2 separate regions of the Mus musculus genome follow, and region 1 is linked to region 2. The links are chromatin loops, found by intact Hi-C in ENCODE. Cell type or tissue: heart. All regions are shown on one strand. Links, peaks and the distances in the headings refer to the core of each region. The heading gives the core; the rest is flanking DNA.

Region 1 (4,397 bases), core at 298-4,297, 100 kb after region 2:
TGGGAGAGATAGGGTCTGTTTTGAAACCTATAAAAACTAAAAATATTTTATAAAATGCCCACACTTTTAACTGTAAATTTTAAATCACCAGTAACAGTATTGGGCATTGACATTGTACTAGACATTTACATTAGCCGGGCAAGGCGCTAGGAATGAAAGGTCTGTGAGGATCTCCCAAGTAATTCAACCTAAACTGTTGGTAATGACCAAGAGTAAAAAGTACCAACCTGACAGTTCGTGAGATGTGAATTCCCACAACGGTACAAAAACAAAAAGAGGCTCTATGAAGTGACAAGCCAGGAACCCATGAGCCAGCGAAGAGAGAAAGTCTTACATCTTATTAGAGTTTAAACTGTGTGACCTTTATCCTTGGAATTTTAGGGGTGTGTGTAGATGGGTGTGACTGAGAGTCGTCAAGGAGCCATGCACACAGGAAGGCTTACCAGCGTCCTCGAAGCACTGGGCTTTCAAGGCATGCCAAGCACCCCACAGAGGTACTGGGAGGTGATGGTGTGTGTATCAGACAGAAAACCACTGGCCCGCAAGAGGTCTACAATCTCATTCAGAAGAAAGAGGAAGTAAACAAACAAATGTTTGTGTTCATGACCGTAATGGTACTGAAGTGATCCTGCCCCCCCCTGCCCCCTGGAGACGTAAGAATGGTCTCCAGAGTATTTTCTACCTATGAAATACTTGCAGAAAAGGTCTGAAGGATCAAAAGGAGCCAACCGTGTAGAAGAAAACACTAGTGATGGGGACAGCAAGAAGAGGACACGAGTTCACTAATTCCAACGAGAACAAGAAGGTCAAAGAGGCTAAACAGAGTCAACCAAGTCAGGGGCAAAGACACAGCTGACCAGGTCGGGAAGAACAGTCAACCAGGTAGGGAAGAAGGTCCAGGAAGGTGGGCCAGAGGCTGCTCTCAGCCATTGCCTTGGAACAACTAATGAGGAGTCAGGTTTTACTCTAATGGTGATGAGATCGGGGGTGGAGAGAGAAAAGACAAGTGATCACTGGCATCTAAGTAAGAGACGTGATGATGAAGTTCTATCGCTACCACAGTACAGGGCAGTTCTGGATAACGGTATGCCATAGGCTTCCAAAGGTTAGAAAGATTTTGAAAGTTCTTATAAAAACAACTAGTACTAGGACACAGATATGCTTACACTGATCTGAACATAACATTATACATGCATGCATCAAAACATGGCTTCGTCCCCATGTTTAGAATTTGATGCATCTAGAGAATAATTTCTAGAAAGAATAAGATCCAACGGGAACACATTTTCCTTTCCTTGGGTGCAATAACTTTATCTTACACCCACTCCATCTCTCCAGGAGCATTTCCTTATCGATCTCTTATTGATCTCTCTCATATTATTTTACATAATAATGTAATATAAATTACAATAATAATGTACTACCCACACTCTATCAGCCTTTGTCCCTTCTCTGTGTACATCCTTGAGTGTCATCTATCATAGAAAAGGGTGTGTGTGCCTTTAGCCCAGAGAGACAAAGTTTCAAGTCTCACCCCCACCAGTTCCAAGCTTATGATCACACACAGGTAGGATATACAACCCCTCCAAAGCTACTTCCACGTTTGTTGATGAAAGATGGTGGTATTTCAACATCCCTGGCACAATGAAGGTTCTTGAATGCTGTTTCAGGGTTGTATTTTATTTTGTTTCCATTTCTCTCTCCAGAAATAAAACTTGCTTCTCTCTTCAATTTTCCATAATTGCCTAACCCAGAAGAGTCATCCTTAGTCACCCCAACCTCTTCAGACTCAATGGTTAAGTGCTCAGTCCGCAGCTGTGAACTCCTACCCACCTCCCAGCTTTGTGCCTTGCCATTAACATTGCAGCCCTGCACCTCGAGAACCTGCACATTGCCCTTTTAAAGGCCAAACGTGCAGGACTCTTCAGAACGACAAATCATAATACCCCAAATTCCTGCTCAAACACAAATATCTTTAAAGGTATAAGAAAGTATGCACACATTTTCCAGTCCTCAAGCCCTGCTCTTTTTTAAGGTACTTTACAACTTTACTAAAAATTATCCCCATGGCTCTCGTTCATACTTTGATCTCGGTGACTCAATTATATTAAGGGGCTCTCCTCAATATGGAGTAAGTATTCATTTACAAAGTCATTATCTAAATACAAAAATCCTTATAAACTATATCACCAAAGCTTCAATAAGGCCACAGGGAAGTATACGTTCTTCAAATACTAATGCTTCAAAGAGATCATCACAGATCAAACTAATAACGTTAAAACTGAGACGCATTTGAGCAAACCAACAACAAAAAATCATAACCTGCTTGACGTGGTTCACAGCTTATTTTTCAAATTCATGTCACGTGATTCATGCTTCAATTTGCCATCCCCATTGCATCTCATTTTTCATATTTAGGGAAGAATCTCCTTCCTGGGTTTCAGGAAAAAGATCACATGGCATCTTTATGGCCAGGAATAATAATAACTGATGAGTTGTTCAGAATGTCTCTTATACAACTTGCTTATGTATAATTATAAATCATACTACAATCATAATCAATTATAGATCATTATGTACTTAACAGGTTAGCACTCTTGCGCCCCCTGGTGGAATCACGAATGAATATTGTGTTTGTTTTTCTCAATAAAGGTAAAAAATATATTTTTATTTTAATTTTATTTTAATGTATATCTATTCAGATATACATTTAAAAGACACGGTAACATGGACCTAGGGAAAAACCAAATACTACCATTCTGCCAATGGAACATAGCAACAAAATGACTCCTTAACAACATTCTGCTGTATTCATAGATCAATGCCTTGTTCAGACATTGTCAGAGAAGCATCCTCCTATAGAGGATGGCAACAAATACAGACACTCACAACTGAACAATGTGCAGAGTGAGAGACCCTGAAACACTAAGTTTGAAACTGGGTGTCTCCATAAAATCTCTCCCCGTGGGGCACAGAGAACTCTTTGGAAGAGGGGACAGAATGATTCTAGCAGCCAGTGGATTTAGAGAGCACCAAGGAAACAAGGCCTTCTAGACACTACAGGACTTCTGTACACAGGAACTCCCAGAGACTGTGGCAGCAGGCACAGGACCTGCAGGGCTCTGAGCTAGATGGGGTCCCCAGCACCAAGAGGAAGTAGACGCAAGCCCCATCCCTAACACCGGAGCTATCTCCTACTGATAACTGCTTACAAATGAAAAGTCTGTTTTCTCCAACAGAGTTCCACTGGGTATGCAAACCATACTTAAAGTCAGACACCATACCCAGCAGCAGGAGGCTAACACAAAATGAACTCAATGGTATTTTTGGAGGTGTTTTGTTTTGTTTGGTTGGTTGGTTTTGGTTTTGTTTGTTTGGGTTTTGGTTTTGTCTTATAATGCTTCGTCTTGATTTTTTTTTTAACCTTACAGGTCTTTTGCTTATACAGTCTAGTTTCTGATTTTGTTGTTAGGGGTTTTCTCTGTGTGTAAATGTGTGTATCTCTGCATCTATATGTGTTTCTTGCTTTTTCTTTGACTCTTTCCCCGCTGTGTTTGTATACTTTGTCCTATTCTAATCTGTTTCCTTTTACTTTATCTTATTTTATTTTTATCATTATTTTGTAAATACCTGTTTATTTTCTAATGAGTAATAGAGAGAGGATGTGGATTTGGGTGGGTGGGGAAGTGTTGGGAAGAGGGAACACCATAATCGGGATATATCATATGAAAGACATCTATTTTTCAATTAAAAAAAAAAAAAGGACACGGAACAGCTAATCAGTCAATAATGTAGCCAAAGAGGCTTGTGAAACCTGATACAAAGAGACTATACTATACTGAAATGTTTTGAATCACAACACCAACCCAAAGAAATAATGTGGTAAGGCTAGTTCCCAGCAGCAGACGATCCATTTCCTCCATTCCCGAGGTTGACAGCAGTGATTTATGGGACTTATGGGACTTAATGAGATAGTACACACTAAGGGCCTTACACAGCATCTGGGACCTACCTGACCGTTAATAAAACCAGCTTCCCTCCTGTCTCCCTGGCATCTGGCCCTTAGCCCCCTAGAAACACAGAATTTATGTGTATGTGTGAGCCTATATGAATGTATATGTGCCACATACATGCCCAATGAAGCAAGAGAAAGTATCAGATCTACTGAGACTAGAATACAGCCACCCACTGTGGGACCTGAGAACTGAACTGTGGTCTTCTGCAAAAGGGGGAAGTACTCTTAATCAACAAGCTACCTCTCCAGCCCCAGCACCAAAGACTTCCCCCAGTGTTCTCTACTTTAAGTTACATTTCAAAGCAAACGTAAAGTCACATGAAACAAGTGTTTATTTTAAAACTTATATTCAGCTTCTTAAGTAAGTACTATATAGCAAAAT
Region 2 (4,397 bases), core at 118-4,117:
CTCAATGGCTACCAACTTGAGGATAGCAAGGGACAAAATAAGGTGAGTAGCTGGTGATGCCACTGGGGACCATGATAGGGTCCTAGCTTGCACTGCCACAAGGGGCCACGTCTGTAGCAGCATGGTGCCACCGAAGGCCAGGATGGCATCCCTGGTCTGGGCTGCTGCCCTGGGCACATGTTGATGTCTGAAGGCTGTGCAGAATTGGCCTCAGCCTTCACCTGAGCATCATGGGAGAGCAAGAGAGCAAATGAACCTTCCCTCCCCCAATTCCAGGGGTTTCAGGTGAGCCAGCCCCAAGGATATAAGATATAAGCATTGGAGAGAGGGCCCTACCTTTTGTCCCCCCTGCAGTGGTGTGGATGAGGGAGAGATACCCTCCTCCTGCCTCTCCCCTCACCTCCTGCTACAGGCAGAAGACCTGGCCTTGGGGTCGTGAGAACAGGAGAATTGTCCTTGCCCTTCACCAGCTACAGCGCGCAGCAGACTTGGTCTTGTATCCTGCTTGATCAGCACAGTAGAGCTGACCCTGACAGTGGGGGTGGAGGCAAGCTAGAATGAGAAATGAGAGCATGGGAGAGCTGACCCCCACTTGTCTGCCCTAGTATGGTGACATGGGTGAGGGAGAGATGTCCCCCATTTCACTCCTTGCTATCTATAGCAGGCAGGAGAGCTGGCTCTGGAGACATCAAAGTGGGATAGCTGGCCCTGCCCTTCATCTTGGTAGCTCAGTAGAGCTGCCCCTGGGTGTGGGGGTTGCAGGTGAGCTAGCACTAGGGTTTGATGCCCTCCTCCTCCTCCTCCTCCTCCTCCTCCTCCTCCTCCTCCTCCTCCTCCTCCTCCTCCATTCTCTCATCCCATGACATCTATAGCAGGCAAAAGAGCTAGCTCTCTGGGTCATGAGAATGGGAGAACTGTCCCTGTCCCTCACTGCTCACTGGCAACAACATTCAGGAGAGTGGGCCCTGTACCTCACCTAGGCAGAGGGTAGAGCTGACCCTGGTTTTAGGGGTTGCTGGAGAGCCTGCCCTGAGGGTTTGAAAGTGGGAGAGCCAAAGGGATGACCAGCTCACATACCTCCTCAGGCCCAGATCCAGGGCTTGGAATTGGCCTAACCCATTGATGAACTGCTGGAGAGCACGAAGGAACCAGTCCTACAGAGCCAAAACTACAGGATCTCCATAACACAGGGAAACAACAGGATATCTGAGAGGAGTCCCAGGAGCCAGAGGCCTTGTACTAGACCAGAAAGTCATTGCAATGAACATTTGCAGGCAAGGGAGAATGGAAAAAAAGATACTGTGGGACATACTATGACACAATGAGATTTTTTTTTCTCAGTTGGGGTGGGGTCCTGTGGGGTTGCAGGGGTGGAGAGCAGGTTAGGGGAGGGGAAGATGCAGTTGGATTTCCGTGTATGATGAGAAATTCACAAAGAACCAATAAAAAGTTTTTTAAAAAAATTAATCAAAGGAGGAGCAATATTTTCACAGTAGCAGAAACTAGTCTTCCAATAAGAAAAACCAACAATAGCAGTCTATCCTGGGCAAAGACCTGCATCTTCACCGTGTTGCTTCTCAAAGATCCAGAAAGTTGACTCCTATGTATAACTCACTTTTAATCCATGCTTAGTAACATGTCAGCTCCCCATCTCCTGATGCGCGTCAGTGCTACAGGTACAGTGTTGTCACACCGCGACACACACAGGGCAAGAGCACTAGGAGGAAGAATGAGCCAGGTTCTCTGGGGTCATAGGTTCTGGGTTCTGGTTCCTGCCTTCCCACAGTAAGCTCAGGGACTTTAGAGTGGCTACCTAACCACTCTGGACCTCAAGTTTCTCGGTGAAAACTTGTATCCATAATTGCTCTGCCTGCCTCATAGACAGGTTGCTCAAATCAAGCAGGATGACACACCTCCATCCTCTGCCAAATGCCAAATCCTTTCCAAACCCATCGGCCTGTATATGGGGAGGTTTTGTGAAAACCCATAGCCACGACCCACCTTCTCTCTCTCTCAAAAAAAAAAAGCTTTAATTTGAATTTGTTCCATGTCAATCAAGTGGAAGGTGAAATTCATAATTATCAAGAAAATTACTGGAAAAAAAAGTCATTGCCTTGTAGTTTGTCTCAGAGGTGGTAGAGATCTGTCAGCAGATGGCACTGTGCACCTCTTGATAGGAGAGACGGACCAGTTGTCTGTTCCCTACACCTCCAAAGCACCTACACCCCCAGCTGGCTAGTGGGCCTTCTCCTGTTTACTCACAAATAAAACAGCTCCCACTAAGCTAAACAGAAGTTTCAAAAGAGCATGAGGAGAATCTTATTTTGAATGACTACTTATCTGAATCTTAAAAGCAAAGCAAAAATATTGGCAAATTTTTATTTTGAGTTTGTGTGTAATCCGGTTATAGTAGTCCATAAGAGGCCTAAAGGCCCACCCCTATCAGCTGCCTATGTTTACCATGCAACCAACACAGTATAGAAGGAACTAAGGGTGTGTCAGACTGAATTCCCAACTTCACCCAATCAGAGGGGACTAAAATAATGTTGGTAAAGACGATAGTTTTAAGATGTTGTACTGACAAAGAAAGCATATGTCCCCAAGTAAAAGCAGCACCATCAGGATCCACTTGCAACACTTAACATCGTGTATACCTTTCTAGATGCCAGACATTGTTGTTCATATGTCAGCCTGTACTGAATCAAGTAACCCTTGAGACACTCACAGATATAATCTTTACTTTACAGATGAGGACATTGAAACCCAGAGTTGTTAATTTTCCCAGTGCCACAGTCACAGAGCAAGCTGAGGGCAACATTCGTTTGTTTTGGTTATCTTCTTCCAGATGAATTTTAAAGAAAGGTGAAGATAGATTTATTACAAATAACAATTTCTTTTTTTCATCAAAACAATGGTGCACTAAAAGTACTGGAAAAATCAAGGCCAGAAAAAGGTGAATGAAAAAAATAAGGTGTGGCGTCAAGTCAGTGTTGGGCATAAGAAAAGCACTAAGTGTAGATGTTGCTATAAGCCATGCATTTGACACAAGAAATACTGATCACAATGTCACTCGTAGTGCCAACCTACTGGGCTCTGGATATGTTCAATGAGGAGTTCAGGGTCGAGCCCAGAGTTCTCATTAAATGACCTGAAAGAAAGGGTAAACAGAATATTAATTCAATTTTCAGATGGCCTTGACTTTGATGAAGTTGCCAATGATATAAAGAGGGCAAAAAAGGCAAAAATCCAACCAAGTATCTCTTTCCTTGAAAAAAAAAAAATTCCTTCCAGGTTTGTTCCCGGTCAGAACAATTTCTCCAGGGCATTCCCCTGGCAGGACAGTCTGACCTTTGTCTGACTAGCTGATGAACAGCTCTGTCTGGCTTCAACAAAGAGACACTCATTTTTCTTCCAGGTGAATTGGGTCTTGAGAGGCAGTGTGGTAGAATGATTAGGAACATGGGCCCTGTCACCTACCTGCCTAGCTAGGGTTTTAGCTATGTGACCCTGGGCATGTGATTTCATCATCTTTGCCTCAGTTTCACATTGGTAAAAATGAATTGCCACAGTATTGTATTCACAGTGTTATCGAAGGGAACACATGAGTCTATATGGAAACAGAGATTAAGATGGCACTTGGCATATATATATATGTTAGGCACAATTACTGTCATTTGCTCAGAGAAGCAGATAAATAGTTCAGATATGTGAATTTTTAAAGAGATCTTTGCATGTCAAGACAGCCAGGGTACTTCTGGCCAAACATGAAAAAATTCTGAATTGATCTATGAAGAATTATCATTCTCCACAATTGTGTCTCACGGAGCTAAACATGCCAAACAGTCACACCCACTTTTCCTCTGGGGCGTCCTGATACTCAGAATAGACAGGTGTCCTGTAACCAAGTCTATTTGTCTCTCAACTCCAACCTAACATTACTAGTCGCTATAATGCTATGTAAGACTCTAATTGTTTATAATACTCTCATCAGACTTTGATAAGTGCCCCGATATCCAAGTAGTGGGGAACTAAACAGTAAATAAGTTTGAATTAGCTCTGACCAGACATGTATTCTAATGGGAGAAACACGGGCCTTAAAGCATGGAGAATATAAATGTGAGAAGAAACGAACAGCATTGTGGATGAGGGTCGGTGGTAGACAGCTTGCGTAGAATGCATGAGTCTCTGGGTTTGAGTTCGGGTATTAAAGAAAGAGGGAGAATATAAAAACAGGTGCTGAGCTGGAGAACAGTTGCGGAAGGAGGTAAAGAAAAGGAATCATCCTTCTTCAACCAAAGCCCACACCCAAGAAATCGCTAATCACCTCTAAAACCTGTTACAGCTCCTTATTAGCAAAAAGTTCCCCATGCCTTAGGATAGTACATCCATTTTCCTGA

What was found. A loop is a pair of places that touch in the nucleus more often than their neighbours do. Peaks named below come from ENCODE experiments on the same cell type or tissue, not always from the same donor. Only the 100,000 strongest peaks of a DNase experiment are listed, where the experiment ranks them.
Region 1: it touches region 2 in a loop (11-fold over the local background); 17 of 42 quality-filtered maps call a loop at or near these places.

What each region holds. Positions count from the first base shown.
Region 1 is chr5:89,817,120-89,821,516 of GRCm38, forward strand. The region is part of intron 3 of Adamts3 (a disintegrin-like and metallopeptidase (reprolysin type) with thrombospondin type 1 motif, 3); the gene reads right to left. Among named protein-coding and RNA genes, the nearest start is that of Gm25758, 9.6 kb to the right of the region's middle. In heart, for the core only: a CTCF peak has its summit at 2,606 (motif pointing left); no DNase peak of the experiment used is centred there.
Region 2 is chr5:89,712,593-89,716,989 of GRCm38, forward strand. The region is part of intron 5 of Adamts3 (a disintegrin-like and metallopeptidase (reprolysin type) with thrombospondin type 1 motif, 3); the gene reads right to left. Among named protein-coding and RNA genes, the nearest start is that of Gm7056, 98 kb to the left of the region's middle. In heart, for the core only: a CTCF peak has its summit at 2,136 (motif pointing right); no DNase peak of the experiment used is centred there.